2 separate regions of the Homo sapiens genome follow, and region 1 is linked to region 2. A link is an interaction called in ENCODE POLR2A ChIA-PET data of the cell type or tissue named here. Cell type or tissue: Panc1. All regions are shown on one strand. Links, peaks and the distances in the headings refer to the core of each region. The heading gives the core; the rest is flanking DNA. Region 1 holds the start of LINC02946 (long intergenic non-protein coding RNA 2946). Region 2 has its middle 18 kb from the start of NCK2.

Region 1 (16,349 bases), core at 3,984-11,983, 120 kb after region 2:
GTGAAGTGTGGGAGCCTCCTGGGTAGCAAACACAGCAGATGATCTCCTGCCAGGACACAATCTGCCCGTCAGCAGAGGAGACATGAAGCTGCCTGGAGTTGTCCTCTTTACCATGGCACCATCTGAGCAAATCAAATGACCCCAAATTCTCTTGCCTGTGGCAAGAAAGAACTCCAAAGACTGGTACCTGAGGATGAGATGGAGTCTCCAAAGACCCTTGGGATGGAGGAGTCAATGGCTCAGGAAGCATAAGCGCCACATAGGCAGTGATTCACAGACTGCTCTGGGAAGCCCTGGGACCAGGGCAGGACAGGAGTCCCCTCTGTTACCCCCAGAAGGATGGCTTTAATTTATCTGTGCTTGTCAGGCTTTCTGGGGCACTGAGGTGGCCTTGTGAACAGCTTGTGAGATGTTTCCTTTCCTCGGTCACCACGGATTCAGGAAGGCAATCTCACCCAGAAGAGAGACAAAGAGGGGCTACCCTTGGGAGGGTGGGAGGGGAGTGCCGTGGTCTAAGGAAGGGGATGAGGGCAGCTAGGCTCTTTGTGTTTTGTAGGTGTAAAAGGAAAAGCTGCCTGAGGTTGGGGTGGAGCCCAGGGAGGGAAGGATGGTGGTTGGGAGGCTCCATGGTACCTGTTGGGGCCAGCTGGGGTTGGGAACCAAGTGGAACACTCAGAACAGCGGCCTTGTGAGCCCTGGTTGGGGCATCCTTGGCCAAGGGGATCTCTCTTGTCTCAAAATCCTTGTTCGTCAGAGGAGGAATTCATCCCTGGGAAGGCTCCTGGCAGCAGTGGGGAAGGTCCACTGTGCTCTCCAAAGTCCAGCTGCAGCAGCCATGCAGGGGCCCAGCAGGTAGCCAGGCTGAGACTCTGGGCAGTCACCCCTGGGGTCCTAGAAGATATGTTGTTGTTGTTGTTGTTGTTGTTGTTGTTTGTGATTATTTTCTTTCGGAAGGGAGGCTTCATATGAAACACACTGGAGTTTTTGGTTAATAGATGAGGTGAGGGTTTGGGTGATTACTTAGAAAAAATAACAGTTGTCTATATATTTGCACTTTTTCTAGTTTATACTTATTCTGTTTCATTTGAACAAAAGTCTTCGTGGTTAAAATGATTTCTGAGAATGCTGTCCTGGTATGAAGGTAGAGTTATCAGGGAGCAGGAGAAAAGGCTGGAATTAGCTCTGGAAGTGGTTGTGCTTACCTAGTCAGTATGTATTAAGCATCAGGTTGCACTTTATGCAAGGCCAGGCATGGTAAAGCCAGCTCCCTCCTTCAAGGGGCTACAGCCAGCAGTGGAGACACAGCAAAAGAAATCATTTCAATGTAGACTCTGGGAGTGAATGGATTTATAAGTGAGGACCTACAAGCCGAAATTGCAAAGCTCCAAGGTGGTGTGAGCCTTTCCCAGGAAAGAAATATCACACAAAGAGGTAAAACTCAGCTCCAAGGCATATCACAGGGCTGTGTGGATGTCCAGAAAGGCAGGAGACAATGTCCAAGGTGGTGAAAGTATTCTGTGCAAAGAAAAACAATCGAAATGAGATCTCAATGTCTGCTCGAGTTGTAGCTGCTCTTCCTGATGGGTTAAGAGGAAAAATAAAAAACCTTATAGACCAGCCCCTAAAGTTATCAGCCTCATGTGACACTAAAGCTGCAAAGGATAAGGAATTGCTGGAGATGGAGCAGTAAGGCCTAACCTCCCTGCACGTTTCTCTTTGATCATTGTGGATGCCAAGTAGGAGTTTTGCTACACCTCAAGAAAGGTACAGAGATGAAAATAGTCTGGATAGTAATCAAGAATTGGAGGACTTCCACGTAAAGGCAGATTAACTATCATCCTCCCCATCACCAAAAACAGACACGAAACAAAAATAAGACACAGTACAGAGCAGATTTCTGTCTGAACAGGAGAAGGCTTTTCAGTAGGAAGCCTGACCCAGGCACAAGTTTTCTAAAAAGTGTTTCGTGAGGTTTGGGAACATAAATGGTTAAAGTGCATGGGCCCTTTAAGAAACAAGGTGCAGGGCTGTAAGAAAATATTCCTAGACAAGGTCAGACGGAAGTGGAAGGTACTGGAGCTGTTGTTTCTCTGCATGTGGTGAAGGAGTATTTTGTGGATCCAAAGTAGACAGGGCATAAGCAGAAAATGCAGGTGACCCCAGCAGCCGCTGAGCCGGCCTGGATTCGGGCAAAGAAAGCAGCGTCCTCCTGGTGCAAACAGACACAGCCACAAGTGCAGGACACGCAGTCTAGAAAGTCCGGAAGGTAAAATAAGGTCTTTTAAAAAATACAGCTTGGGTGTATATTTAAGGCACAAATATGAGATACATTACATATTTGTAATTACAAAGAGTAATACAGCACATGCGTGTGTACCTACCAATAATTTAAAAATTGAATCATTGCCAACCCGTTAGATCATATGTCTTCCTCTCTTCTCTCTCTCTCTCCAGGAAAGCACCCGTCTTTTTCTTTTTAAAATATTATTTATTTATTTAAATATCAAATTAATATGTTTTTGCATATTCTTATTTATTTATTTATTTATTTATTTTTCCTTTTCAGACAGGTCTCACTCTGTTGCCCAGACTGGAGTGCAGTGGTGCGATTTCGGCTCACCGCAACCTCCGCCTCCCGGGATCAAGCGATTCTCCTACCTCGGCCTCTCAAGTATCTGGGATTACAGGCACATGCCACTACCGCCTGGGTATTTTTTGTATTTTTAGTAGAGATGGGGTTTCGCCATGTTGGCCAGGCTGGTCTTGAACTCCTGACCTCAAAAGATCCACCCGTCTCGGCCTCCCAAAGTGCTGGGATTACAGGCGTGAGCCACTGCTCCCAGCCTGTTTTTGCATATTCTTCAATTTACACAGTGCATGTGCTGTTCCAAAACAAGATGAAGGCCTTGGTTCTGCTTATTTCCCCGAGTTGTTTCCTTTAGTTCATTAATTAATTAATATCTAAACGGACAAATAAGTATTGTAGATACTTATGGTGTACAACATGAGTTTTGAAATCTGTATACATTGGGGAATGGCTACATCCAGCTAATTAACATATGAATTAGCTCACTGTTTTGTGATGAGAACACATCACAAAAGCAAGTAGATACTCGCTTGGCAATTTTCAAGTATATAATACATTGTTATTAACCGTAGTCTCCATGTTGTACAACCCAGCTCTTGAACTCGTGCCTCCTGTCTAACTGAAACTTTGTATCTTTTGACCTACATCTCCCAAGCCCCCAGGCCCTGGGAGCCACCATTCTATCTCTACGGCTATAAGTTTAACCCTTTCAGCTCGCCCATGTGAGATCATGTGGTGCCTGTCTACGTGTGCCTGGTTTGCTTCGCTCAGCACAATGTCTTCAAGGTTCATCCATGTTGTCACAGATGATGGGAGGAAAGTACCCATCTTGACTTTGATCTTGGTCCTTCCTGGCATTTCTTTATATTTTTACTATATATGTATATAAAAATACTACTTTTACCCCAAAACTATCCTTTGAAAGGCTAGGAACTGAGACAGGAATCTGGGTCGACCTGTGGGTGAGAGGAGCCGTCGAGTTGGGTGAAATGGTTCCCGCTGCCCCCCAGCTCTGTCCCTCACCTCATGAGTGCCCCCTGCACTGTTGCAGTCATCAGCTTAATAGTCTAGCAGGCACTGCTTTCTTGGGTGCTACTGCATGTGGTGAAGGAGCATTTTGTGGATCTAAAGTAGACAGGGAATAAGCAGAAAATGCAGGTGGCCCCAGCAGCCACTGAACCGGCCTGGATTCGGGTGAAGAAAGCAGCGTTCTCCTGGTGTAAACAGACACAGCCTCAAGTGCAAGGCACGCAGCTTAGAAAGTCAGGAAGGCAAAACAAGATATTTTAAAAAATATATCTTGGGGGGGATATTTAAGACACAATTATGGGCCGGTGGGGGTGGCTCATGCCTGTAATCCCAGCACTTTGGGAGGCCGAGGCAGGCGGACCACCTGAGGTAAGGAGTTCGAAACCAGCCTGGCCAACATAGTGAAATCCCATCTCTACTAAAAATACAAAATTAGCTGGGAGTGATGGCGCATGCCTGTAGTCCCAGGTACTCAGGAGGATGAGGCAGGAGAATTGCTTAAACCCAGGAGGCGGAAGTTGCAGTGAGCCGAGATCGCACCATTGCACTCCAGCCTGGGCAGAAACAGCAAAACTCTGTCTCAAAAAAAAAAAAAAAAAAAAAAAGAGACACAATTACACTATAAAAAGTAATACAGTAGGTGCTACTATAGGTGCATAGAAGATTCTCAGAAGGCCATTGTAGAATTCATGAAGGGATACATAAGAAAGAACAGTAGGTTCTAAGGCCTGAAACAAGGGCTTTGGGGCTCGATTGGGTTCACATCCTTCTTGTATGTAGTGTATCAGGCTGATTAACATCGTAGCAAAGTACAGAATGAACGGTGAACAAGTTAGACCAGCTAAGAAGCTCCCCAATTTAGCTGCATGAATAGCTATTGAATACCAGCTTTGGGCCAGGCACAGTGCTAGGTTCCAGAATAAAGAACATGAATCTTATTTATGAAAAGCACAGCCTGGGCTTTCTGACCATGTTCAAGGGCAAGGTTGTCATGGCCTGAAATAGTCCACTTAGAAATCTTGCGTGCCTGCTCTAAGACAGCCTTGCTCACCAATGGGGCAACTAATTTACTTCAATTTTATATTTTTGCAAATAATATTTAAAAATATAAACCATGATTCATGGTATGTTAGTGTTTAGATTATACTATTTATGTCTGTGGTTTCCAGAAGAGAATCAAGCTGGACCACCTCATCCCTGATGGCCATCGTGAGTGCTTGAGATCTGCTTCTAACTAGGCAGGATCTCAGGTCCTCAGCACCTATAAACATGGTTATTGGCTAAAGATCTAAGGTTCCATGTTATGTCCAATCTTTTCTAAGCTGGAAACTGAGCAATTTTCAGAAAAAAAAAAAAAAAAAAAAAAAAAAAATGAACCTAGCTGGGGAGGGTGGTGGGCTCACATGTCTAGCACCCCCAGACAGAAAGTCTTAGCATTATACAGGCTGGTTTCTGTCTCTATAATCTCATCCCCTGTATTTTTCCACAGATGCTGTACTTCAGATTCTAGAATTAGGAGAATTTGACCAGCTTAATAAGTGTCCAAATAAGTGATTTCTACTCCCACTTCCTTAACATGCAATTGCCGAATAAACAAACCCACAAAGGCAAGGCAGCAATGTGTATTCTGAAACCAGGTTTTTAAGGCCTGATTTGGAGTTGTCTTCCTATTGGACCCCAGCTCTTGGGTTCAAAGTCGACGATCATTTGTACGAATGCCATGGTATATTTAAGTGAGTGGTTACAGCTGTTTCAGTTTCTTCCTCGCCAGTGTTTGGGGATCGGTGAGTGGGCCAAGCCAGGACTCACCCCCTGCAAGTTCACAGAGGCCTCAAACTCTGACAAGCAGAAGTTTCCATCTTAAAGACTGACAGGTATACCTAGAGATTGAAAATTAACATCCAGAATATTGCTTTCCCAAACATTATATGTTTATTTAAGACTCTGAATGCTATGTTGGCTCTAGCCTTGAATCTCTGCACATTTCAAGGGATTCTGTACTTCTTGATTACTAAAACATATGGAAATTGTACAAATCCAGCATGAAAGGCATTCTTTTTCTTTTTAAAGGGACTGCTTCTATATTCCACATTTCAAAAACCTCATCTGGGTTAGAAATGTAGGTATGTCCTTCACTGATGAGGTTTGGAAACATTTTGAAATCTCATTTTTAAACAATAAAGAAATATTTTTACGACACTTTAAAAAGTTTTAATTCTAATTGTTCATTATGTCACTAATGTGTCATTCGCTTGGCTATAGTAGTTGGATTTTTCTGAAACGTTTTGGTATATTATTTTCTTCACATTTGTGACTTCAACATAGTAACCAGATTGTCCTATATTTTGTTGGGTTCCTTTGTTGTAGTCTCTGAAGGCACATTTTTTTTTTCTTGTTCTCTAGACTCACCTTTTACTCCAAATTTCCATATTTCTCTTTATCTCTGATCCTCTTCTTGGGAAACGTGATAGAGGGAGCAAAGTCTGACAGGCTGATTTAGACATCTCAGAGGGTTGATTCAAAACAGTAGTTCTGTCTGTCAAACACACTTCAATGGTGCTGCCTGCAAATACAGAAGAGGGATATGGAATGGGAGGGCCGGGAAGGGATGGGAGCCCAAAGCCCGGCAGTGACCACAGAAGGATGAATTGCAGTGAATCCTTTATTTTGCTGACCTCTTTGCACAGATCATTTGTGTGTTGGTTCTGGTTTAATATTCCAGGTGACTCATGCTTGGGCAGATTCCCTCATCCCTGGTGCCAGCTTCCTCTGAAATATGCTGAGCATCGGCCTCACAGGTGTGAAGAGGAAAGGAATAATTAGAGATTATCCAACAGACTGTGCAGAGTGCTCCATGAATGTAAGGTACACAAATAAAACAAAATTAGCCAAATCCTCTCTGCAAATAAAAAAGTCATCCCTCCAATATTTGCCTAGAGAGGAGGCAGGCCTGACGGGAGAAGCAGGCGGCTTTGTCTGCGGAGCGTCCTCTCCCACCGACCACAGCAAATATTTCCTGTGCTTTCCGTCTCCAGGGTCAATTTCAGCCCTCTTACAAAGGCTCAATTTACGTTAGCAAATTCCAACTCATGAAAGCTCAGTTGTTCCCCTTGCAAACTAAAAATGGAAACCTCTAGTTTGCTGCTTTGGGCTGTTTAGTTGAAGGACGGCGTCATGGGGTTTGCTCTGTGTTCTGCGGTGTTTGAAGCAAAAACCGCCACAGGACCCTCGTGCTTCTGGAAGGAGCAGGCTTGCTCTATCTAAGCTGTCTCCTTCCGGTTCATATGACGGCAGCAAAGAAGTCAGGCCAAGTTCATTCACACCCAGACTGAGGCCCTTATCATCTGGGCTTTAAGAACTCTGTTTCTTGTTGCCATTATTCATCCTGGGAGGCATCCGGCTGCACCTCGGCTCCTTGCTTCCTCCGCCTCCCCATCTCTTTTAAGCAGGTTAGAAACAAATCAAAAGACTCATCCTTCAGAAATCTAGACACGAGGGAAACAGTGCAAAGCTAGTCTAACCTGGCCTTAGGATTTGTTCTGCTCAGAGCACCACCAGGCCTACTTCATCTGTCTGCTATGTTCTTCATTCTGTGCAATATCAAAACGGAGAAATATCCATCACATGGTAAGTTTAGCAACACTCTGCTCTCAATTAACAACGATAAAAGGGTGTGGCGCAGCATGCATTTCGCAGGGTCACATCGCAGAAGGTTTCATGCACAAATATCTCAGCTTATCTAAAGCAGAAAAGCCCAGCTGGGAAGCCTTGGCAGCCCACCTGCCTCGCAGGCAGAGCCAAACGCCCGCAAGAGAGGCTGCTGGTCCCATAGAAGGAGCAGAATTCTCTGCTTTCAGGACCTGGCCAAATGAGAGCCCTCTTCTGTCAGAATGTTCACGTAAATGGGAAGCTTGTATGAAGCCATAAACAAAATGAAAGAGAGGAGGGTGCACTTTCCTTGGGGCTCAGGTCAAAGGTCAAGTGGCCAATCAGCCAACAGCCTCCACTCACATAGAAGTGTGCCGGCTTCCCAGGCCTCGCCTCCCCCAAAGTGCACCCCCTGCTTGTTTCCAACATCCTCTTTCCAGGCCTCTTTGGGGTTTAGTCACAAGCGCTTGGAGAAGCAGTTGCTTGATGAGAGCTGCCTGTGGGGAGTGTAGGGAGGGGAAGGGTGCAGGCTAGAGGCCTGGGTAGTGAGGGTGACGATAGGGGCTGCGTGGCCCAGCCCCTGGGGCAGCGTGGCCCAGCCCCTGGGGCAGCCTGAGCCTGGGAAGATTGAGCACCCCACAACAGAGAGGGCCCAGTCTGAGGGCTCCAGAACATCTTGAGGAAATCACGGTGTTTAGTGTTATTTGTGAAAGCTTTGCAAATGCCAGTCACTCAGCAAGCCTGTTCATTTCCACGGTGTCCATGGCGAGGCAGGACTTCTGCAACACCAGGCAGCACAGAGAAAGTGCTTGGGATGCACAGGGCAGAGGGCAGCCTGCTGTTGGGCAGGGTCCTGGGATCCACAGGGCAGAGGCCGGTCTGCCGTGGGGCAGGGTCCTGGAAGCTGCTCCTCCCATCCTATCTCCATTCACACTCAAGAAAATATAATAATTGTCTTCTAAAGGGTATCTTGAAGGCCAAAGGCACCAATGTTTAGCCTTCTGGTCATCTCCAATTGTGTTTGTGAGGGAGTCTACCGTGGCTCCCTACTCCCACCCTTGGCAGAGTTGGGGACCCCCCTTTTCATGCTTATACATGAATATATGTTCCTGCCAGGAGCTCAGAAGTGCTGCTGGGAATAGAGGAGCTTGAGGTCATTGACCTCCTGGAATCCCAGCACTTTGGGAGGCCAAAGCAGGGTGACTGCTTGAGCCCAGGTGTTTGAGACCAGCCTGGGCAATGTGGCAAAATCCTGTCTCTACAAAAAAAAAAAAAAAAAAATTAGCTGAGTGTGGTGGTACGCATCTGTGGTCCTAGCTACTTGGGAGGCTGAGGCAGGAGGATTGCTTGAGCCCAGGAGGTTGAGGTTGCAGTGAGCCGAGATGAGGCCACTGCACTCAGCCTGGGTGACAGAGTAAGACCCTGTCTCAAAACAAAACAAAACAAAAAGAAAAGAAAAAGAAAAAAAATCATTGATCTGAAAAAAAGGTGCCCAGAATAAATCATAAAGGGAAAAGGCAGGTTTCAAAGTGCCATATGCAGTACAATCCAATCCTCGTGAAGAAAAAAAAAAACTGTGATGAAGAATTTGGAAATGTATACAGCAAAATCTGTGATCTTTATTTTTCTTTTAATAAAGCTATTCCTACTACCTATCCTCCCCCAAATAATTCTTTCATTGCCACTGTAGTAAAATATAAAAATAGGTATCAATAGATAGCAATTGAGTGTATTTCACAACAACGAGAGGTGGGCAACGCCTGGATGGCCATGTCTGAGGAGCATCACGAATAGGTGACTATGGACCTGCAGAGGAGAGGTTGGGGAGGGAGAGCATGGTATGCAGACGTACCTTCTCCACCCTGATTTGAGGTCTCCTCGGTAACCTGGGTCATAAAACAGAGTATTAATAAAGTTGGTGGATGGAAGAGCAAGAGCACAGGAAGGAGGAGCCAGAGGCAGTAAGGTCAGCTGTACACTCGCCAGAGAGTAAGTGCCAACAACTGGCACAAGCATGAACTGGCAAACATCAAGCTGGGAGTGTGGCGTGAAGAGAGGGGGCAGAGCAAACACAGGCTGCAGTGGACACATACACATATTTCTTGACTATGAGGATGAGTGAAAAGAAGAGGCTGGCAATTGTATGATGGTCTTCTGTCTTCATGCCAGATGGGCCAGGGTTCACCCAGGGCTGTGGTTTAGAGTCTTATAATCAAAGCAAGTGATAACACCTAGAGTGAAACCCCACAGGGCTGGGAGCTGCAATAGTGACATGTGAAAGCATAAGCTCTGGGGCAAAAAGCTTTTCCATCTCAGAATTTCTACTTCTTTTTTTTTTTTTTTTTTTTTTAAGATAGAGTCTCACTCTGCTGTCCAGGGTACAGTACAATGGTGCAATCTCTGCTCACTGCAACCTTCACCTCCCTGGTTCAAGCAATTCTCCTGCCTCAGCCTCCCCAGTTAGCTGAGATTATAGGAGCCCACCACCATGCCCGGCTACTTTTTGTATTTTTAGTAGAGATGGAGTTTCACCATGTTGGCCAGGCTGGTCTCGAACCCCTGACCTCAAGTGATCCGCCCGCCTCAGCCTCCCAAAGTGTTGGGATTACAGGCATGAGCCACGGTACCTGGCCTAAAGAAGCCTTTCAAAAATATCTCTGGGTCCAAAAAGCCTTTTGGTATCTTTTTTTGAAAAAAGCCTTTCAAAAGTAGTTCTGGGGCAAAAAGCCTTTCAGTATCTTAGTTGAAAGGAGAAAAAGTCAGGTTGGGACACTTAATAAAAATATTTAAAATAGGACAAATGAGTACAGAAAATAATATACTCTCATCATACCATTACCCAGATTTAGTAAATTAGGTTCAGATATTTTTTAAGGAATGGAAACTACAGATGCAATCGAATTGCCTTTGGCTTCTTGATGTCATTCCCTTCCTTCCCTCACTAGGAACTAACTATGCAGAGGTTAGTGAATGTTCTTCTTGATTATGTTTTTATACTTTTCCTATAGATAATATTGACATGTTCCTCAGACACACAAATATTCTTGATGAGATATAGCAGGATATAATAGTGTTTGCATAAAATAATGGTGCTTGCAATAAGCTTCTCTCTTGTGGGCAATATTAGTTTGGTTTTTTTAAAGTTCTTTATATCCATGAGGAGGGGAAAAAATCACATTTTGAAGAGAAGCCTTACCGATTCATAGATTTACGAGTTAAAGGAGATAAGAGATTCCTTTTGCAAAAGACATAATATACCAATTTTAAATAATTGGTTTAACTGATATAATTTTGCAACTTGCTTTTCTCCCACTTGACATTATGTTTTTGACATTCATTCATGATGAAGTATGCTGCTTTAGTTAATTAACTTTTAATCCTGTGTGATAAGTATAGTATTCTACTGTATAAATATACTATAATTTACCTATTTACTGTTAATGGACATTTTGATTTTTGCCTTTTCTTCTGATATAAGCAATGCTACAATGAGCACTTTTATACATGTGCCATCATGGCCAAGTGTGAGTTTCTCTAGCATGAACCATGAAAGCAACACTGCTCGGGTAGACGATACATACTCATCTTCCCCTTAACCATCTATTGCCAAATTGTCTTTCAAAGTCTTGAGCCAGTTCACGCTTCTGCCAGCAGTTTGTGAGTTCTCATTTCTCTACATCTTCATCAATACTTTTGAGTATAAACTAAAATAACTCATTTTTCTTATTACTAGTGAATAATCATGTTTTCATATATATAGGCTATTCAGTTTTTCTTTTCTGTGTTTTATCCATTTATATCCCTTGCTCATTTTTTCTATTGGCCTGTTTATAGCTTACTGATTTGTATGAATTTTTTACACATACTAAGTTCTAATCCTTTTCTGGTTATCTAAATTGCAAATCTTTTTCTAACTGGTGACTTGCCTATTCACTTTGTTTATGGTGGCTTTTCATATGATAAATTTTGGGGCCAGGTGCAGTGGCTCATGCCTGTAATCCCAGCACCTTGGGAAGCCACGGCAGGAGGATTACTTAAACCCAGGAATTTGAGACCAGCCTGGGCAACAAAGAGAGACCCTGTCTCTACAAAAATAAATAAATAAATAATAAAAAAATACAACATTAGCGTGGCATGGTGGGGCACTCCTGTAGTCATAGCTACTTAGGAGGCTGAGGCAGGAGAATCCCTTGAGCCCAAGGGTTTGAGGCTGCAGTGAGCTGCCGTCACACCACTGCACTCCAGCCTGGGCGACAGAGCAAGACTCTGTGTCTAAAAATAAAAATGAATAAATAAATAAAGTTTACCTAATTGTAGTCAAATACATCAGTCTTTCCCTTTCAGTTTTGGGTACATGTATATGGCATAAAGAGATTTTTTTTTTTTTTTCAAGACAGAGTCTTGCTCTGTAGCCAGGCTGGAGGTCAGTGGCACGATCTTGGCTCACTGCAACCTCTTCCTCCTGGTTTCAAGCAATTCTCCTGCCTCAGCCTCCTGAGTAGCTAGGGCTACAGCTGCTCGCCACCACACTGGCTAATTTTTATATTTTTAGTAGAGACAGCTCTTTACTATGTTGGCCAGGCTGGTCTCAAACTCCTGACCTTAAGTGATCCGCCCACCTCGGCCTCCCAAAGTGCTGGGATTACAGGTGTGAGCGATTGCGCCTGGCCTATATTTTCTTGCATTTTCTTCCAACTGTTTTAAAGTTTTGATTTTGCATTTAGATTTTTCATACCTCAGAAAGTAATGTATTTTCTCCCGCACTGAGTGTTAATTTTCCAAGCACCGTTTGCTGAGTAACCTGTCCTTTCTGCAATGTATCACGCCGTCTCTGTTATAGCCCGAGCCTCCATATGCCTGAGGCTGCTTTCAGATGCTCTGTTCTGTTCTATTTCCTTTTTCTGTATACTTTGCAACATTTATTTTTTTGCAGGGCAAGTCTCCCAACTATTTTCTTCTTGAATTTTTATGTTCTTAGGTTCAGAAATTTTTTTTTTTTGAAAACTGGTCACTGGTTTCTGTTTCCTTTAGGGGTATGACAAAGTATCAGTTAGGAATCTTTCTCTTCCAAGGAACAAAAAGTGCTTCTGACTATTTTAAGCAAAAAGAAGGGCGGGGGTTGGTGACGGGAAGAATTTTTTCACAAGGATATGAGGCTCACAGAATTGGCAGGAGACTGAGAGATCTGGCTTAGAAAATGGGTCAGAAGCAAGGCAGTGCCAGGAGAGGAAGCAGAATGAAGCCTAACCACAAAGCAGCCTGGAACATGGTGGTGCCAGCGCCTTCCACCACTCACTCACTGGCTGCAGAGTGGACCCTCAGTGGGATATAACTGAACTGACTTTATAGGACTTACCTTTTAATGTTAGAAGTTGCCCAACAGAGAGGGTGATTTTATGTGATATTATTGATGCTGAAGCACCATTTTTTTAAACTATCCAAAAGACACTGAAATCATGCCATAATCAGAGATGATTGATTTGTTTTTTATTGGACTTGACTTGACTTGTTCCCCTATGTCTCAGGTCAACAAATAACAAATTCACATCAACTGCATCAAATGATTTTTATATAGGTTCAAATAGTAGGTCTTCATCATAGCTATATATTAGAATCACCTGGAAAGATTTGACAACTTATTGATTCCCTCAACTCTCTTAAGACCAATTAAGTCAGAATCCCTGGTGTTGGGACCTGAGCTTCAGTGTTTTTTTTTTTAAAGCTCTCCTTCCCTTATCCACTGATGCTAACAGGCAGGCAGTGCTGAGAGTCGTTGGGCTAAAAGCAAACAGTTGTGCTAACACCAATTACAAGTGAGATTGCCTCTATATCAAAACTGTTCCTCCATGTTTGGTTTGTACAGTAGCACCACAATGTAGACTCAAAAGAAGCATTGACAGATTGGAATCTATTTCAAACTTGCATACTTCATCGATGGAAACAAAGGCTGGTAAAAGATCTACATGTTCCTCAGACACACAAATATTCTTGATGAGATATAGCAGGATATAATAGTGTTTGCATAAAATAATGGTGCTTGCAACCAACTTCTTTCTTGTGGGCAATATTAATTTGATTTTTTTAAGTTCTTTATATCCATGAGGAGGGAAGAAAAATCAGGTTTTGAAGAGAAATCTTACTGACTCATAGATTTACAAGTTAAAGGAGATAAGAGACACCTTTTGCAAAAGACATAATATACCAAACTTTATTTTCGTCAGGAGAAAACCATGCTGATAGACTTAATTACAGTAAACAGTTCAGCGATTAGGATCTATCACTCAGAACATGATCTGAGTGATTTCGATAGCAAGAGTGCTGCTCCTGAGGCATATTTGTCTTCTTCAAATTTGAGTGATTTAATTCCTTAGATTGGTTGGCTTTCAAAAGAGGGAATTCTTGGAACCATTCTAAAGAGGTCTCTGGATGACTTCAGAGTAAACCTTAAATTAATCATATGTGAAGATCTATGCTTCCATAATGTTTCCAAAAGGCGTATTTTGATTGACATTCTCAGGTGTATATATGTTACTGATCCTAAACATGAGTCCAACAACTGTACCCACTATTAGTGGTATGCCACAGATGTGCAATAACCAGCTCTGGGCTGGGCTTGTCAGCTAGCCCCCTAACACTTTGGGAGGCCAAGACCAGTCTGGGCAACATAGTGGGACCATGTCTGTACAAAACAACAACAACAACAAAATGGATGTTGTAATGTGTACCTGTAATCTTAGATAATTGAGGGGCTGGGGCAGGAGGATTGCTTGAGCCCAAGAGTTCGAGGTTATAATGAGCTATGATCACATCACTGCACTTCAGCCTGGGCAACAGAGCAAGACCTTGATTCTGAAAAATATTAGTAATAATTTTAAAAATAATCAGCTGTCTTTGGGGGCAAAGTGCTGTTATGTAGTGGTTGCCTACTTCTATACTGCAAACACTACCAGCTATGGCCAAGTTGATTTCAAGCTACCAAATTGAGGTCACTTAACACGGAGTTGGGAAGAGTTACACGGATGTACACCATTGTATAATAACTCCTTTATACAGATACAATAGATAGAAATAAGAGTATAGATGATAGTAATATATCATAAAACAGGAGGTCATCCATTTTGAAGATCAATTACCTCTGCTTTTAATATATTTAATTAAATCTTATACAGTTTATTTTTTAGTAGACTTTATTTTTTAGAACAGTTTTAGGTTCACAGCAAAACTGAGCAGAAAGTGCAGAGTTCCCATATATCCCCTGCATCTTCTCCCACAGCTCCTTCTACCCCACTATCAATATCCTACACCATGCAATACATTTGTTACAACTGATAAACCTACATGGACTCACGATTATCATCCAAAGTCCATAGTTTATATTAGTGTTCACTCTTGGTCTTGTACATTTTATGGGTTTTGATAAACATATAATGATATGTATCCACCATTACAGTATCATAAAGAATAGTTTCATCACCCTAAAAGTCTGTGCTCTGCCTTTTCATTCCTTCCTCCCGCAAACCCTGGGAACCACTGATCTTTTAATTATCTCTATAATTTTTCTTCTTTCAGAAGGTCATATAGTTACAATCATATAGTTTGTAGTCTTTTTAGATTGGCTCTTTCTTTCTTTCTTTCTGTCTCTCTTTCTTTCTTTCTTTCTTTCCCTTTCTTTCCTTCCTTCTTTCCTTCTTTCCATCTTTCCTTCTTTCCTTCCTTCCTTCCTTCCTTCCTTCCTTCCTTCCTTCCTTCCTTCTCTCTCTCTCTCTCTTTCTGTCTTTCTTTCTTTCTTTCTCTTTTTAACAGAGTCTCACTCTGTCGCCAGGCTGGAGTGCAATGGCAGGATCTCCGCTCACTGCAACCTCCGCCTTCTGGTTCAAGTGATTCTCCTGCCTCAGCCTCCTGAGTAGCTGTAGCTGGGACTACAGGCATGCGCCACCACGCCCGGCTAATTTTTGTATTTTCAGTAGAGACGGGGTTTCACCATGTTGGCCAGGATGGTCTTGATCTCTTGACCTCGTGATCCGCCTGCCCCAGTTTCCCAAAGTGCTGGGATTACAGGCGTGAGTCAACACACCCGGCTGGCTTTTTCTTTCACTTAGTAATATACACTTAATATTCCTCCATGTCTTTTCATGGCTTGGTAGCTCATTTCTCCTTAATGCTGAATACTATTCCACTGCCTGGATGTACCACAATTTATGTAGCCATTCACCTACATTTTGGTTACTTCCAGATTTTGGCATTTATAAATGAAGCTACTATAAACATCTGTGTGTATTATAAGTTGTTATGTGGACATAAGTTTTCAACTCATTTGGGTAAATACCAAAGAGTGCAATTGCTGGATACAGAGTTTAATTTTTAATAATGGCGGTGTTTAAAAATCACCTTGGAAAATTGCTGGAAATTTAACAAGAGGTTCTCATCCACTGGTGTGAGCCAGTGTTGGCCTATCACTGCATTATAATTGCATCCCTACCCTTCCTCCAAGTTGGGCTTAATACAAATTCAAATGAGTTTTAGGGGGACTCCAACTGAAGTCCATCTGTGACATGTCTTTAAAATGTTGCTTTTGTATGTGTGTATGTATGTATGTTCCAGTGGGTTTATTAAGTGAAAAAAAATAGCCTGGTTGGTTCTCAGCTTTCCAACAAAAGCAGGTCAAAGCCAGTATCAGGATTTTTTGCTCCTTCCTGTAAACTAAAAATAAGATGCTAAGCTCCTCCACCAACAAAATGGATCCCCTTGTGGCCGAAGGGATCCCAGGAAAACCTTAAAACTTAGTTCCCAGCCATGAAGGGACAGGAGGTCAAATATACCTTGTTATACCCCCGCCTTTTTTCTCTTTAGACACAAAAACCAACCAGCATTAATGTTAAAATAGAGATCATAAGACCGACAGAATGAACTCTTTGTGGCCATAAGACACCAAATTATAAACAAGACCTAAGGCCATGCCAAGCCAAGAGTTAAGTCACACACACCACACACACAACACTTAAAGAATAAACTAGGTTCTAACTGCCACAAGGTTTTTCCTTTTCTCCAGCAGCTAAACAAGAACTGCCCTCAAGATAAGCAAGAT
Region 2 (16,349 bases), core at 4,301-12,300:
TTGCCTTGAGTCCCAATCAGATGGGACTCAAATCCTCAGATGTCCTGATTTCTGGGTATTAAAACCCAAGACAAAGGCTTGTATGTGAGTAGTTCGTTTGAGGAGTGATGCCAAGAGAGGAACGGGAGAGCCTGGGCAGGGTGAAACATGCAAGGATGAAAAGCTAGAATTATAAGGATATTCCCTCCCAGACACTGGCCCCAAAATTTTCTCACTGACTCCATAGCCATGTCTTCAGACAAAAGTTTTCCTACTTTTTCCTGTTTTTTTTTTTTCCTAGTTGTTCTCACTGGGGGATTGGTCCAGAAACAATTTGGGCATCCATTTGGATGTTAAGAGAAATTACATCTTTCTGAACCAAGGAAAACAGTCCCTGTGGCTATCAAGTTTGCAGGCTAACCTTCTGAAACTGCTCTGAATTACTGAAGAAAGGAGTACTGAATGGGTGCAAGGTAGGGGGCGGTTTCTCTAACTTTTGTGGGGTGCTGCCTTGGGGTTGATTGAGATATTCATACCATGTCTGAGGGTCGCGTGCTGCTGATGCTAACAGTGAGTCATTCAGGAAGTCAGCAGCCTGTTGGAGCCCCCGTGTCTGCAGCCCAATGGTACTGCCCAGACCCTCAACCCCACCAGGCCCTCAGACCCCACCTCAACCCCGTCTTAATCTATCAGGTCTCACCTATAGCTGTGCCCACCTTTTGTAACTTCTCTTCCAAGCTAACCTTGAATATCATTTAACCCATTTATGCCTGGGGTTGCAATTTTTTTTGTAAAAAATCAGACTTTGGCAATGACCTTGAACAACAGGATATAAATAATGCCCACAAGCTTAGCTTTCCAATAATGAAGCACTAGGCATAAATGGGTTAAGCCTGATTTCAATAATATACACACATTCCTAGTGTGGTTTGCCTTAGACCTCAAAACCTCTAGATTTCTATGTTATTCAAAGATTGGTTCCAAGGTAAAGTGAAAACAAGCAGGTCTCACTTCAATAAATTATTTCTCCTATCCAGTCAGTATAAGCAGGGAGGGGGGAAATGTGTTGCTGTTGAAGAAATTAGTCTAAAACCTGTACTAATTTGATAAACACCAACATAATTTAAAAGTAGATATGACTGTTTAATGCAGATTAAGTATGTAGCAGGTGCTGTCAGTGCCTGCCTGACATCCTCCCTAGGGGTCACCAGCAGCTTTGTTGGACAGGGCTCCCACTTCCTTATACACCGATGCCTTCCTCTCTCAAGCCCTGGGTTGCTCTCGCTGGGGGCTTTCTCTGGCTATAGGCGTGTGCTTGGCCCTTAGGTAGGGGCAGGGCAGCAGTGCCAGGGAGCAACCGTTCCTGAACACCCCAATGTGCATCTGTTCATAAGTGCCCAGCATTCTCTCCTCTTGGAGGGACAATGCTGTGGTGTGTTCCATACAGTCTCCCGGAAACTCCCCAGTGAGACTGCCCCAGCTGTCCAAAGCTGGGACCCACTGGTGACCTTCCTTCCTTCCCCATCTCACATCTTGTGCACTCCCTGTGCCTCTTGGGACAACTACTGTATTAGCCTGCTTAGGCTGCCAGAAAAAAGACCTACAGATCAAGGGGTTAAATGACAGACATTTATCGTCTCACAGTTTTGAAGGCTGAAAGTCTAAGATCAAGGTGCCCGTAGGTCTGGTTTCCACAGACCTCTATCCTTGGCTTGCAGATGGTCAACTTCTTGCCATGTCCTCACATAGTCTTTCTTCTGTGCATGCACATCCCTGGTGTCTTCACCTTGTAATGACATCAGTCCTATTATATTAGGGGCCCTCACCTTTATGACTTCATGTAACTTTGTTTACCTATTTAAAGGCTCTATCTCCAAATACACTCACATTGAGGGTCAGGGCTCCAACATCTGAATGGGAAAGGGGGCACAATTTGTCCATAACACCGGCCAACTGAATTACTTATACCCAAATCCTTATTTCAGGGTTGGAACCCAAATTAAGACAGCATGTGTCTAAAGTTGTTATAAAGAATACACACACGCATGCACACACACACACACACACACACACCCCTGGTTTGACGAAGCAGGGGTTCTTCACAGCAGAAAATGCCACCGAGCATCCCAAGGCAGATAACCCACAGCCTTGCATTACACCACCCCAGAGTAAAGTTGGGAGGTGGAAGGGCAGCATTTTTTCTTAAAAGAATGCACATATGGACTCAAGAGTTTTGGTTTCTCTGCACCCAGTTTTTTTCTGTTCCCCCATTGTCATTGTTCTACACAAAGACATGTGGGTGCACGACTAATCTTGACTGATGGAAGGAAATTCAGGAGACAGATTACTCAGGGGAGTTTGTCTCCGGGCCTTGCGTAATGTTTTCTTGGCACATCTCTAAAGCAGTTTGGGGGAAAATTTTTCAGGCTCCTCCCTCGTGACTTCAGATCGTCGCCCGTCCTCACAGGAGGGTCACTTGGTGGGTCCCAGAACCAGTGCACTCTCCCAGCCTGGGGTCTGCACAAAGCTCACATTTTGCACATGCATACACTACTATTTTTCAAATATAGGCAATGCTGCGATGATGAATAAAACACAAACTCATTTTGCAGTGTTACTGAATTCATTGTAGCTTTTATCCATATGCTTTTTAATCAAAGGAGATTTCAACTACATACAATCACAAACACATGAAGATCTTCAAAAAAATATGTTTCTGTAAAAGGCATCCTCCTCCTGAAAATGTTGGAGTCTTTGTTCTCATCGGTAACAAAGAGACATTTCTCACTCAGCAGAGTCTCCTCGGACAGGACCTAAGAACAGAATCTGTAATCTGCTTCCTGTCCACAGCCCCCTCAACCCTAGAATAGCTTCCTTAACTGGAATTGACCATGCCATCAATTCTTTTGTTCTAGCTATTCTTGTCCCGTACTTCCTCTTTTCTATCTTACTCTCTTCTCCTGCCTATATGCCTCATTCCAATCAGCTGGTTTTCCTTCCTCACCTTGATCAACACTTTCTGTATTCTTTGCCTGCTTCTTGTAATCCCGTTTCATTAAAAAGCCATCTTGACTCCATCCACATGTGTCACTATCAGATGTGAAGACCTTCACCTGAATGCAGAGATGAAGAATTAGACTAAGGAAGATTCACTCAAATGTTTTTTAAGTCTTAAGTCGGGGGGGGGGGTCCCTGCCTAGTGGAGCAGGTGTAGCTGGTGCCTGGCCATATCCCCTTGGAATGTACCATTCCCTGCACACAGACCTAACTTCCAACTGCCCCCACCTGCAACACGTTACCTTCAGGCCCTCTCTGCCCAACACAGCCTGTTCTACCCAAAGGCAGGGCAAGGCAGGAGCACTAGGACATTTATACCTCCTAGAGTTGCCTCAACCAACGACTGATGGGAACTAGCTGATAAATAACCTGGCTCCTCCCTCTCTTATAACTCTGGGATGCCTACACTGTAGTAGGTCCCAGAGCTCTCCAGTGAGGTTAAGCCTCAGGTATCCTCAATAATAACTTCCTTCATAACAAACCTTATATTGTCTTCCTTTCCAAATGACATTCTTGTACTCCAATCCTTGTCTCAAAGATTGCGTATAAAGGAACCCACATTAAGGTGCCCTAGAAAGTCATTTACCCTTGCACACTTTAAATAGCTTATTTCTAGCTAAAAGAAGAGGACATTTTGGCTGTTATCTTCTTACTTCTTAGATTTATAATTTCATTACCTGGAGTTGACTCTTAAATACCTGTAACCTGGACAAGGCACTTAACTTCTTTTTTGTACCTCTGTTTCCTTATTGTAAAATAAGGGCTTGTACTAAAACAGTGATTTTCAAAATGTGAGATTCCCATGAAGTACTTGAAAGATTCTCCAGAGAAGAGTGAAATCTGAAATTGAAAAGGCACTTATAGAATCATACAAATTAAGTTGTGAAATTGCAGGTGAAGGGGAGAAATCCGATGGGTATTGAGGAACAGTTCTCCATGGGTGTCTCACATTTCTGCACATCTTGGTCTCTATACAGGCAACCTTGGTCTCAGATTGTCTTTTCAAAGATGTTGTATAGCAAAGAGCCTTGGAGAATAGAGACTGTGTCTCCCAATGTAGCAATAAGTTTGTTTGCTTTTCAGTGTAATAAAGATAATTTTTCTGTCCAGTGCAATGGTGAGCAGGTTTGTTTGCCTATAGCTGATTATAAGATATTGAAGTTCCCTGAGCTCTGGGTTCCTCAGGAGTGATGTAAACACACTGTGTGCCCAGTATCTCTCTGGGTGTCTGCATGTTATTCCCATGGGACTTAGGAGGCAGAGGAAACCACAGTGGACATGAAGCTCATGCTACTTGCTGTGCTGTGAGTACTAAAGCTCTTTGTCTCTGACCCAGGAATCTCGTGTCTTCTGTGTAGCATTCACAAAACTATGGCAAGCTAAATGTTTAGCTTACAAGTTGGGTAAAGTCTCAGACCCTTCACACTACTTAATGTTCAGAAAATATCCCTGAATCCTGTGTCATTGGAGTCACCTATAAAAAGTGGACTGAGAGGAGGTTTACACAACACAGTAATCACCATTGTCCACCAACATAGTCTAAAATAGAGTCTAAGAGTGAAGATCCAAGGTTCTTAAATAATTTGCTGAAAGACTGAGATTAGTAAAATCTTTAAATTTCAAGTAGATGAGTGTGTGGATGTTGGTAATTTCCCCATTCTGATTGTATTTGTATATATTCTTGCAGGCAAGAAAGGGATATTTATCACTTTATAAAACACTCACCACAGACCTATTAAGAGAACATTTTAACTGGTTAGAACTCCAATAACACCAGAAACAACTTTAGAAAAATGTAACAATGTCTCTATAATGGGTGACAGCAGTGATAGAAAAACAATTCACATAAAAGTATTGCCAGTATGTGTGCAGGCAGTGTATTTGCATAATAAGCACTGCCTGTTACAAAGAAGGCCACTTTGTGTTTTAAGTGTTTGATAATGTCATACAAATTGACAACTCTATTAAAGGATTGTCTTCACATTGGAAACTTTTCAGTTATTTACAGTGATAAATGGGGTGAATTCCAGCATTTACTTTTCATATTGAAGTTCACTGGTGATACAGCAGCAAGGCATCAGTGTGACTACTTCAAATGAGACAGAAAATTACTATTGTGTAGTAGAAGCATCTTTAGCTAAAACTCTCAAATATAGCATGATTGCATTCCTTTGCATATCTTAGTGATATTTTTAAAGAACTAAATTTGGCAATGTAAGGCCCCTATGTCACCAGGTCTAAAATTACAGCTAAAGTGTCAGCAGTGAATATGAAAGCTAAAGTTGGGACACAACATGCAAAACAAAGCAAATTAGACTATTCAGATTATTATCTGACAAAGAACTGTATATAACTCTATCTGATTTTTGAAAAATTAATGTTTGTAAAATATTTTTTGTCAAAAGGTATATTTGAAAATTATCTTTTGCCCAGCAATGATTAAAACAAGTATTTTACTTCAGATTTAACAAGTATTAAGAAATAATGATGTTTATTTGATATTGTTAGATATAATTTGCCTATTTCTGTATCAAGTTTCTGAATTCGTTTAATTGACAGATATCCTAGATTGCAAGATATGCTATTTTTAAAACTTTTACTATTTGGAACTACTTGTCTTGATGAATCACAATCATTTCTATACTGTACAACCACACTGAAGGGGCCATAAGACTGTATCTGACGTCTGTTAAGTCCCAATCTCTAAATGATGTATTCATATTACTGTTCTCAATTAATTGCTTTATGAGTAAATGTTATGAATTTGAAGGTATAAAATACATTTATGCTAATAAAATACAAGATTTTATGTTTTGCTTATTGGAATTCTACTTACAGTTTTGTTTCTGTAAAAAGCTTCTGTGGGTAAAATATATTTTGAAAATCCCTGGACCAATTGATTTTTAAGGTTCTTTCATTTTTTGAAGACTTGACTCCTCTAATTTGAACTTGAAACAAATTTCTACATTTTCCAAAAGACTGAAATATTACCTAAATTAGACAAATATCCCAAAAATGCACGTGTGCACGCGCACACACACACACACACCTGTTCCTGTCTTGTAGTTCAGCTTTACCTTCTCTGATGCCATCCAGGTGCCATCCACCATCACTGAATCAGAGGTACCAGCTTCTTGGATCGCCCAGTTTGTGATTCCTCACTTCCCTTCCCTCAAGCTAGTTGCTGTGAGTCTAGTTCACTGCTCATCTATACTTTTGCTGAAAGATGAATGGAGAAATTTACACATAACAACAAAAATGGAAAGCAGCCCGGGTGCGGTGGCTCACACCTGTAATCCCAGCACTTTGGGAGGCCGAGGCAGGCAGATCACTTGAGGTCAGGAGTTCGAGACCAGTCTGACCAACATGGTGAGACCCCCGTCTCTACTAAAAATACAAAAATTAGCCGGGTGTGGTGGCAGGCACCTGTAATCCCAGCTACTCAGGAGGCTGAAGTATGAGAATTGCTTGAACCTGGGAGGTGGAGTTTGCAGTGAGCTGAGATGGTGCCACTACACTCCTGCCTGGGCAACAGAGTGAGACTCCATCTTGAACAAAAAAAAAAAAAAAAAAAAAAAAAGGAAAGCAGCTAATTTTGGTATTTTGTTAACCCTCACAGAAAGCTTTTAATGGAGTAAACCTTTAGAATTATTGACTGGGACAATATTTTAGTCTTTTCTGCTGCAAAATGAAAATATCTGTGAGATGAAAAGATTCTAGAGAAACCTTGTATCACACAATTGAAATACCCTGTATTCCTGATCACGGCTTTCTGCCCCCAGGGTGTGTATTAGCTATCCCTTGCTATACAACAAATTACTTTAAATATTAGTGTTTAAAGTGATACACATGTAGTATCTCACAGTTTGCATGGGTCAGAATTCCTGGTACAGCCTAGCTGAGAGCCTCTGAGTCAAGATCTCCATGAGATTACTATCCTGCTGTTGGCCATGGTTGTGGTCTCATCCGAAGGCTCCACTGAAGGAAGAGGACTTGCTTTCAAGCTCACACAGCTGATTGTTAGCAAAATTTGCTTCCATACAGCCTGTTGTGCTGGGGGCCTCAGTTCCTCACTGGCTGTTGTCTGGAGGCCTCCCTCAGCTCCTTTCCCTGCGGCCCTCTCCATGGACCAGCTCAAAACATGGCATGGTCATGGCAGCTCAGAATGACCAAGGAAAAGACCAAGCCAGGGTATCCGAGACAGATGTCAAAGATGTTTTGTACCCTAATCGTGAAAATGACATCCTATCACTTTTTTCATATTCTATGTGTGATATGGTTTGGCTCTGTGCCCCCTCCCAAATCTCATCTCGAATTGTAATCCCCACTTATCCAGGGAGGGACCTCTAATCTTCATGTGTCAAGGGAGGGAGGTGATCGGATCATGGGGGTGGTTTCCCCATGCTGTTCTCATGATAGTGAGTGAATTCTCACGAGATCTGTTAGTTTTATAAGTGTTTGGAAGTTCCTCCTTCGTTTTTCTCTCTCCTGCCACCTTGTGAAGAAGGTGCATGCTTCCTGTTTGCCCTTGGCCAAGACTGTAAGTTTCCTGATGCCTCCCCAACCATGTGGAACTGTGAGTCAATTAAATCTCTTCCCTCTACAAATTACCCAGTCTCGGGTATTTCTTTATAGCAGCATGAAATCAGACTAATACAATGTGTTAGAAGCAAGTATTGAGGCCCAACCCACACTCACAGGGAGTGGATTACACAAGGGCATTCAGCCCAGGTGGTGTGGATGTTTGGAGGTCATCTCAGAGATCAGCTACCATGAGATGTTATGAAGAAACCTCATGCCTCTCCCTCAGTCCCTGTTAGCCCAGTCAGTCCACTTCCTACCTCTCAGTAACCTAAGTAAGCCCTGAACCACACAGTAGGCCTAGATGGCTGGCATTCATCTGTTCCTGAAATGAGAAGGAAGTACAGCTCCCTTATGCTGATTCTGCCAGCATTTTGTAACCATCCAAGTCGATCAGGAAGGTGGTGGTGGCAGTGATGAAGGGTCCAGCTCTCTTGTCATCAGGCACCTGCAAGTCTTTTTTTTTTTTTTTTTTTTTTTTTTTGAGACAGAATCTCGCTCTGTCCCCCAGGCTGGAGTGAAGTGGCATGATCTCGGCTCACTGCAACCTCCGTCTCCCAGGTTCAAGCAATACTTCTGCCTCAGCCTCCCGAGTAGCTGGGACTACAGGCATGTGCCACCACGCCCAGCTAACAGGCACCTGCAAGTCTTACTGTGTGTCCCACAGGAACTGGAAATCGAGAGCCAAACTCTGCTCTGTGGAAATTGCAAGGCATGCTATGAGATGCCTAGAGCACCTCTCTGCCTCTCTAATCATACCTTGTCCCTACCTGTTAGATCGTTACCATGCCTCACTGCACATACAATGACTTTTTAAGGTTAAAAGAATTCTTTCCACAAATGAGGGTTGACATGCAGCAGGTATCCTGCAGCTAAGCCTTCGCAGCCCTAACTAGCTGCCTCGGTAGTTTCTAGAGCTTGCTAATTGGTGTGCACCCAGATTTCAGTCCTGTGCTTGCTTCAGCTGCTACTGAAAGCAGCAGCTGACAGTGACAAGATCTCTGTATGGCCCAGGTTCCTGCTTCAGCAGCAGCTGCAAGAAACACCACCTGGGCAAAGCTCTATCACCTGTCAGTTGCCATTGCTAATAAAAATAGCATCTGCATGATGGGGTTAAATAAAGGACTGGATATATGTTTGAAAAATGCATATTTACATGGAAAGACTGGTATGATAAATTAACTCATATCCTGAAATGCAGAGTAGACAAGAGGCGATGATAATCTCCATTTGGGGACAAGATGCAAGATGAAATGTCACCCCGTTAAGACTAGCAACAAAGAACAAGAAAAGGCTTCGCTTCTCCTTGATTAGCATTACCACACAGTGCAGATGTGTGGTCCTAGGCTTACTCCAAGTGAAGACCTCTCTTTCTCAAAGTTACATCAGTGTTGCAGTCATTACTAGACTTAATGAAACCTAACTGCCAGAGCTTTTGGAATTCTGTGGGAATGCTGGTGACTGTAGTGGCAGTAGCAATTTGATCCCCTAAGATTCGAGCTGCCCTGCCTCCCCTCAGAACAGATTACAGGGAGTGGAAAGACTTATGTCAAGAACTATTTTAAGGCTCTATGCATTAACTAAAGACGTGCAACTAATTTCAGCCCCAATATGTAAACTTTTATTACTTTAAACTTAAGACTAAAAATTGGGGCAAGTTAATGGGTCCTTCTTGTCCATCTTAAACACTCTTTTAAAGTCTTTAGAAATCATTCTTGACCAAGAATGAGGGAAATTCTGAAATATGGTAATTAGCTGCTTATAACACAAACAATTGGCAGCGTATCCTCTATCAAATCCTCCATATGAAGCAACAAGATTGCTAGGATTCTTCTTCAAGTAGCTCTTCAAACACACATTTTTTTTTAATTTCAATGGGTTTTTGGGGAGCAAGTGGTGTCTGGTTACATGGATAAGCTCTTTAGTGGTGATTTCTGAGATTTTTGTGCATCCATCACCCGAGCAGTGTACACTGTACCCAATTTGTAGTCTTTTATCCCTCACCCCCTTCCCACCCTTTCCCCTATGTCTTCAAAGTCGATTGTATCATTCTTATGCCTTTGTGTCCTCATAGGTTAGCTCATACGATGTTTGGTTTTCCATTCCTGAGTTACTTCACTTAGAATAATGGTCTCCACCCCCATCCAGATTGCTGCAAATGCCAATATTTCATTCTTGTTTATGTCTGAGTAGTATCCCATGGTGTGTGTGTATATATATATATATATATATATATATATATATATATATACACACACACACACACCATATTTTCTTTATTCACTCGTTGATTGATGGGCATTTGGGCGGTTCCATATTTTTGCAAACTGCAAATTGTGCTGCTATAAACATGCAAATAAATGAATGACTTTGGACTTCTCAACTCTGTCAGTGCATAGGAGTTACTGGGCTCTCCTATTCCCTTGTCATAAGCTCCAGGAGTTTATCATTCTACTTTGAATGAAATCTGGCTGACAAAGCTTAAGGAAAAAGGTTAGGAGGAAAACTCAAGAGAGGATGAAAGGGCAGAACCATGTGAAAGGGAGTGACAGCAAGCAGAAGGCAGACAGAGAGTTTGGATGAGCTGCTGAATCTGGGCTGCTCTATTTATGTCTCGTGTGATTCCTAAGCATCTCCACTTCCTATTTTCAAATTTAAAAATATTTATAACAACAAATATTTTTATTTAATACAACTGTATTTTTTTAAAGTAAATGTGACATAACCAACTTCAAATTTTCAGCATTGCCAAAACAGAGAATTAACTTTTTTTGGTATTTTTTTGTAACTGAAATAGTATTTAGGGTGCAATCTAGGATATATTTATATTTATCAAACTCTTTTATACTGAATGTCCTGTGCTCAGTATTTCTGAAGTTTGTCTTTCATGCAGATCTTTATTATTTATTTTTTGTTTTGGTTTGTTTTTGTTTTTTATTTTTATTTTTTTGAGACTGATTCTGCACTCTCACCCAGGCTGGAGTGCAGTGGCAGGATCTCAGCTCACTGCAACCTCTGTCTCCTGGGTTCAAGTGATTCTTGTGCCTCAGCCTCCTGTGCAGATGGGATTACAGGCACCTGCCACCATGCCCTGCTAATTTTTGTATTTTTAGTAGAGACAGGGTTTCATCATGTTGGCCAGGCTGGTCTTGAACTCCTGACCTCAAGTGATCTGCTGGCCTCAGCCTCCCAAAGTGCTGGGATTAGAGGCATAAGCCACTGCGTCTGGCCTTTCATGGAAATCTTTATGCCAGAGATCAATGGATAAATAGTTTATTCTTCATGGACCTTTGCTCTGTAAGCTGCTGAGGTCAAATTAATCTGTTGTGTAGTGTAAGAGGAGGCACAGACGAGCAGGTGCACACAACTGACTCATGATAGGGTGAGTCTTGGGAAGCTCTAACCAAGCTTCCCCATCCCTTTCCACATTTCCCTGTAGCCTCATTCTGCATGCAGGGCACTCCACATCATGGTCCCTGGAAGGGTGGCACAGCAGGATACCGAGCACAGTACTGAAATCTGAGGCAATTCTGGACAAACCCACTAGATTTGGAAGTTTCTTTGGTGGCTTCCTGTTCCAGCAAATAGAAGGGAACAAGAAGATAGTGAGAAACTCTGCCATGCTTCTCCTAAGCATGCCCCAGTGGGAAGAAGAGAATCCCACAGAGGTGTAAGGATTCGAGGGGTCCTGAGATTTGAGGGGTCCTGAGATTTAAGGGGTCCTGAGCAACTTTTCTTAGGTGGAGCTCCAGAAAGCAGCAAAACCCTTTCATCTGTGGCCAATCAGCTGGAGCTTCTCATTGCTTCTAGATCCTCCCTATAGCCCAAAGGAGTGCAGGAGCAGTCCGTTAGCTCACCTAGTGGAGGATGACTGCATGGATACTGGTAAAGGATGGCCTGACCCTGCAAGATGTGAAGCTCCACAGTGACCTGGATCCACAGGAAGATGGACACCCCCGCAGTGCCAGCTTTGATGGATGTCACCACCCTGAGGGCCCTGTGTGCCTTCCCCTGACCTGCACATGCCGATCAACCTCAGGAAAAGTGTGTGTGTGCGCGTGTGCACGCGCGCGCGTGTGTGTGTGTTGCTAAGGGCACATTAAAGTCATGGTGGTTAAGTGTCTGTCACCTGGGGGACTGTACCCTCCAAAGAGAATTAAGTTCAGTTAAAGACTAATTAAGGCTCCCCTGAGTTTTGGATTTTTATCTGCTCTTCCTGCAGACTCTTATGTGAAGCGATACCAACAACTTCCCCAACTCCATAAAATTATACAAAACGAATTCAAAAATAACATTGTCACATTTTTTCAGAGAATGTGTATTGTGTAACATGAAATTATGCTTTATTTTTTAACAGCTCTGTTGAGGGAGAATTAACATTTTGTAAGTTGCACCTTTAAAAACTATGCAATTTGATAGTTTTGACATATTTATACACCCAAGAAACCATCACCATCATCAAGAAAAATGAACATATCATGCACAGGTCTTCCTTCTTCCACATCCGCAGTGGCTGGAAGACATAGAAAGGTCATGTGGTAAGCTGAGTAACAGTCCCCAGAAATACTAACGTCCTGATTCCTGGAACCTGTGACTACTGCCCCACATGGAGAAAGAGTCTTTGCAGATGTGATCAAGCTGAGGATCTTGAGATGGACAGATGATCCAGGAGGGCCCTAAGTGCAATCCCATGTGTCATTTTAAGAGGGAGGTAGAAGGAATTTGACCACAGAAAGAAGAAAATGTCATGTGATGATGGAGGCAGAGGGAAGCACAGTCAGAGAAAGGATGCTATACGCTGACTTCAAAGACGAACGAAGGGACAAGATCTAAGGAATTCAGAGGATGAAATCCTAGAGGCTGGAGGAGGCAGCGAAACCAGTGCTCCCCTAGAGCCTCTAGAGAGAACACAGCTCTGCTGACATCATGGTTTTAAGACCCATAAAACCACGTCAGACTTCTGGCCTCCGCATCTGTAGGATAGTAGATTTCCATTGTTTTAAGCCACTAAATTCACAGTAATTTGTTGCAGCAGCCATGGGAAGTTCATACATGCATCTTTTAACTAGTTTGAATTAATAATTTTATAGCAATTAGATTGGATCTGAAGATAGAATGGACCAAAGGCATTGATTTGGGGTCACTCGAGATGTTTAACCTTGTTGGAGGTGTGGGGGTGGTCATGGTAGGGAGTGGGGGCCTCTCTCCGCTCCCGCATGCTCTGATTGGTTGAGTAACCAGCATCTCCTAATTTCCACCTTTCAAGGAATCTATTATATTAGTCTGTTTTAAAAATTAAATGTGGTATAAACCTTACACCAAAACTTTTGAAAATAAAGAAAGTTAATCCCAGATCATTTCATGGCCACAATCCAGCCACTACTATCTTTTTGGCATATGTCTGTCTTTCTTTCTTTCTTTCTTTCTTTCTTTCTTTCTTTCTTTCTTTCTTTTTTTTGACAGAGTTTTGCTCTTGTCGCCTCAGCTGGAGTGCAATGACACACTCTTGGCTCACTGCAACCTCCGCCTCCTGGGTTTAAGTGATTCTCCTGCCTCAGCTTCCCGAGTAGCTGGGACTGTAGGCATGTGTCACTATGCTCGACTAATTTTTTTGCATTTTTAGTAGAGACAGGGTTTCACCAGTTTCACCAGGCTGGTCTTGAACTCCTGACCTCAGGTGATCCGCCCACCTCAGCCTCCCAAAGGGCTGGGATTACAGGCATATTCATTTTGAGTCTTTTTTTCCAAACACATGTTACATTCATGGTCCATTATGTGCCATGGTCTGTGTCCGTGTAAAATTCCTGTATTAAAACCTAATCTCTAAAGTGATGGTGTTAGGAAGTGGGCCTTTGTGAAGTGATTAGGTCATGAGGGTAGAACCCTCATGAATGGGATCAGTGCCCTTATAAAAGAAGCTCAGGAGTGCATTTCTTCTCCCTTCTGCCCTGTGAGCACACAGGGAGAAGGCACCATCTATGAGGAATGGGCCCCCACCAGGCACCGAATTTGTCAGTGGCTCCAGAACTGTGAGATATAAATGTTTATTGTTTTAAGCCAGCTAGTTTATGGCATTTCTGTTACAGCAGCCCCAAAGGACTAAGACATTGCACTTATCTTGCATAGAATTTCTCACCACTTGTTTCACTCAACAATATTTTCTCATGTTACATTCTAATTGTTATAATGACTGCTTGCTGTGTACAATGTGCCACTAAGTGACTATACCAGAGTCCAGCTGCTGGACATTTTTTCTAACGTTTTCACGTAACTTCTTTTGTAATCATCTTCCTGTATATATGTTTTTCCATGTTTGGGAACATTCCCTTATACTAGAATTTTATAAGTGGGATTATTGGACCACGGAAATGATTTTTTAAAAGCTATACACATTTCCAAGTTCCTTTAAAAAACACACAACACAGTCACAATGAATGTACAGATTTCACTACACTGTGATTAGAAGTGGGTAATGTATACGTAATGTTAATTCAATTTTAAAAGTAAAGAATGTTGCCACCTTGTTGTTTTTATTTACCTAACAGTGATTACAAGTGAGAATCACTGAGTTTTTCCCCATATTTTGATGATTAGTTCTATTTTCCTGCCCATGAATGATCTGCTTGTATTCTTTGGGATTTAGCTGTCAAGTTTACAATGTTCTTCTGCTCTCATATGACCTCTTTTTATTTAATAAATATGTTGAGCAATTTTCTATCATTCATCCCAGTCTATCCTTTGCTTTCTTGCCTTGGGTTTTCCATGGAAAGTGCTAAATATTTATATGGTCAAATTTTTCTTTTATGATTTACTGTGTTACTTCTGTGCTGAGGAAACTACAGTTGACTCTTGAATGACACAGGTTTCAGCTACACGGGTCCACTTATATCTGGATATTTTTCAATCAAACCCAGATAGAAAATACAATATCCACGGAAATGTGAAACCCACATAATGCAGAGGGAGGGCCGACCCTTCCTTAAGGTAGGTTCCACGGGACCATCTGTGGAACCTGAGAGTGCACTGAGTTTGTTATATTCAGGGAAGCTGGAACCAACCCCTTGAGTATACGTAGGGACGACTGTATTCCTCCCTCAGGATTTTATTTTATTTTATTTTTGAAACAGAGTTTCACTCTTGCTGCCCAGGCTGGAATACAGTGGTGCGAGCTCGGCTCACTGTGAAGTCCGCCTCCCGGGTTCAAGCAATTCTCCTGCCTCAGCCTCCTGAGTAGCTGGGATTACAGGCACCCGCCACCACTTCCAGCTAATTTTTGTATTTTTAGTAGAGATGGGGTTCCCCTATATTGGCCAGGCTGGTCTCAAACTTCCGACCTCAGGTGATCCACCCACCTTGGCCTCCCAAAGTGCTAGGATTACAGGCATGAGCCACTGTGCCCGGCCAGGATTTTAATAAGTATTATATTCATTTAATGTAAGGTTCTGTGTTTAGCTGCTTAAATTTTCTAAAATTTCAAATGAAATCTAAAGTAGGTGAAGACCCCCTTCTTCCTCCTCCGACTCTCCTCTTAGCCCCTCTGTCACCCTGTCTCATGGGCCTCCACTGTGCCATATCAGTTTTACATCTGCCCAACTTCATCCACTTATTTGAGCAGAGATAGGAACTATTCTGCAGCAGGTGGAGGAAGAGAAGTGCTCAGGGTGACCACCCCTTCCTTTTTTTGTGCTGTCTTAAAGAGCTGATCACGTTGGCGGTGTTATGCTAGAAACCACGGGAATACTCTGGCACAGTCATCTATAGGCTCTGGAGCAGCGCTGGGCACCCTTCTAATTTAGGCAGTGGGAGGGGCAGGAAGTTACAGGAGCTGTGATGTATCCAGCCTGGAAATTATCTTCTGAGTTGCCATTGTGAAAATTATTCAGTCCACGTGGGGGTCACCCTGCTGGCCCACAGCTCTCGTGTCTGAGCTGCTTCCTCTGCTTGAGGGAGGGACACAGTCAGAAAGCCTTCCTGAGGACATCCAGGTTCCCCAGACCTTGTCCTTCAGGGCTCTTTTCTGCCTGTCTCTCATTCCAGCCACCTGGAGCTTGATGCATCCCTAAGTGAGGAGACCTGTCGATAAAGTCCTCACAAACTAGTCTTCACTGAAGAGTGTTAAAGTGAACATGGATTCCCATTTCTCTGAGCAGTTTAATTATGATCCTGCCTTACAGCAGCAAGATGAATTGGATGACAGCTCAAAGTCTTTCTAAAGGAGTGACTTTAGGATCTGGAAAGCCATTTGTCCAGACTGGAGACAAGGAAAATCTTAACAGGCTTAATAAAGAGATAAGTCCACAAAGTTACATTTTTCAAAATTTTAGTTAGCTCATCTCAGGTAATAGACCTTTACTTTAAAGCTCTTATAATGTTCAGTCTCAGCCCACATATCAACCCAACCAATATGTCAAGATTTTTTGTTTCCAGAACCAGTGTGTCCCCCATCCCAGGCAAAGATGGCAAGCACTGGCAAAGATGGTGTTTTTTTTGCAGGAACTCTGGAAACCACTAGAGACGGACATGAACCCTGGCAACGCAGGAGAAACACAACTTTCTATTAGTTTTTATCAACCCCTACCACCTCTGCTATGGAAGTTTTAAATTTTATTAATCTCTCACCATTCCTTAATACCGTTTTCAGTGTAAAGGGAAATGATACCTCGATTCACTCACATTTAGAAAGTTAATGTAGCCTATCTGCACATGTCTTTGTTTCATGTTTTTTTTTTTTA

What was found. Peaks named below come from ENCODE experiments on the same cell type or tissue, not always from the same donor. Only the 100,000 strongest peaks of a DNase experiment are listed, where the experiment ranks them.
Region 1: POLR2A ChIA-PET joins it to region 2 with 10 read pairs; 3 of 35 experiments call an interaction of 5 or more read pairs at or near these places.

What each region holds. Positions count from the first base shown.
Region 1 is chr2:105,601,222-105,617,570 of GRCh38, reverse strand. It overlaps LINC02946 (long intergenic non-protein coding RNA 2946), which reads left to right and starts at 7,012. Exons shown (of 4, transcript NR_038891.1): 1 at 7,012-7,243; 2 at 16,314-16,349. It overlaps LOC107985929 (a long non-coding RNA gene), which reads right to left and starts at 6,422. Exons shown (of 3, transcript XR_001739626.2): 1 at 6,292-6,422; 2 at 6,026-6,179; 3 at 893-1,515. In Panc1, for the core only: no CTCF peak of the experiment used is centred there; no DNase peak of the experiment used is centred there.
Region 2 is chr2:105,718,263-105,734,611 of GRCh38, reverse strand. No RefSeq gene overlaps it. Among named protein-coding and RNA genes, the nearest start is that of NCK2, 18 kb to the left of the region's middle. In Panc1, for the core only: no CTCF peak of the experiment used is centred there; no DNase peak of the experiment used is centred there; H3K27me3 peaks cover 361 bases.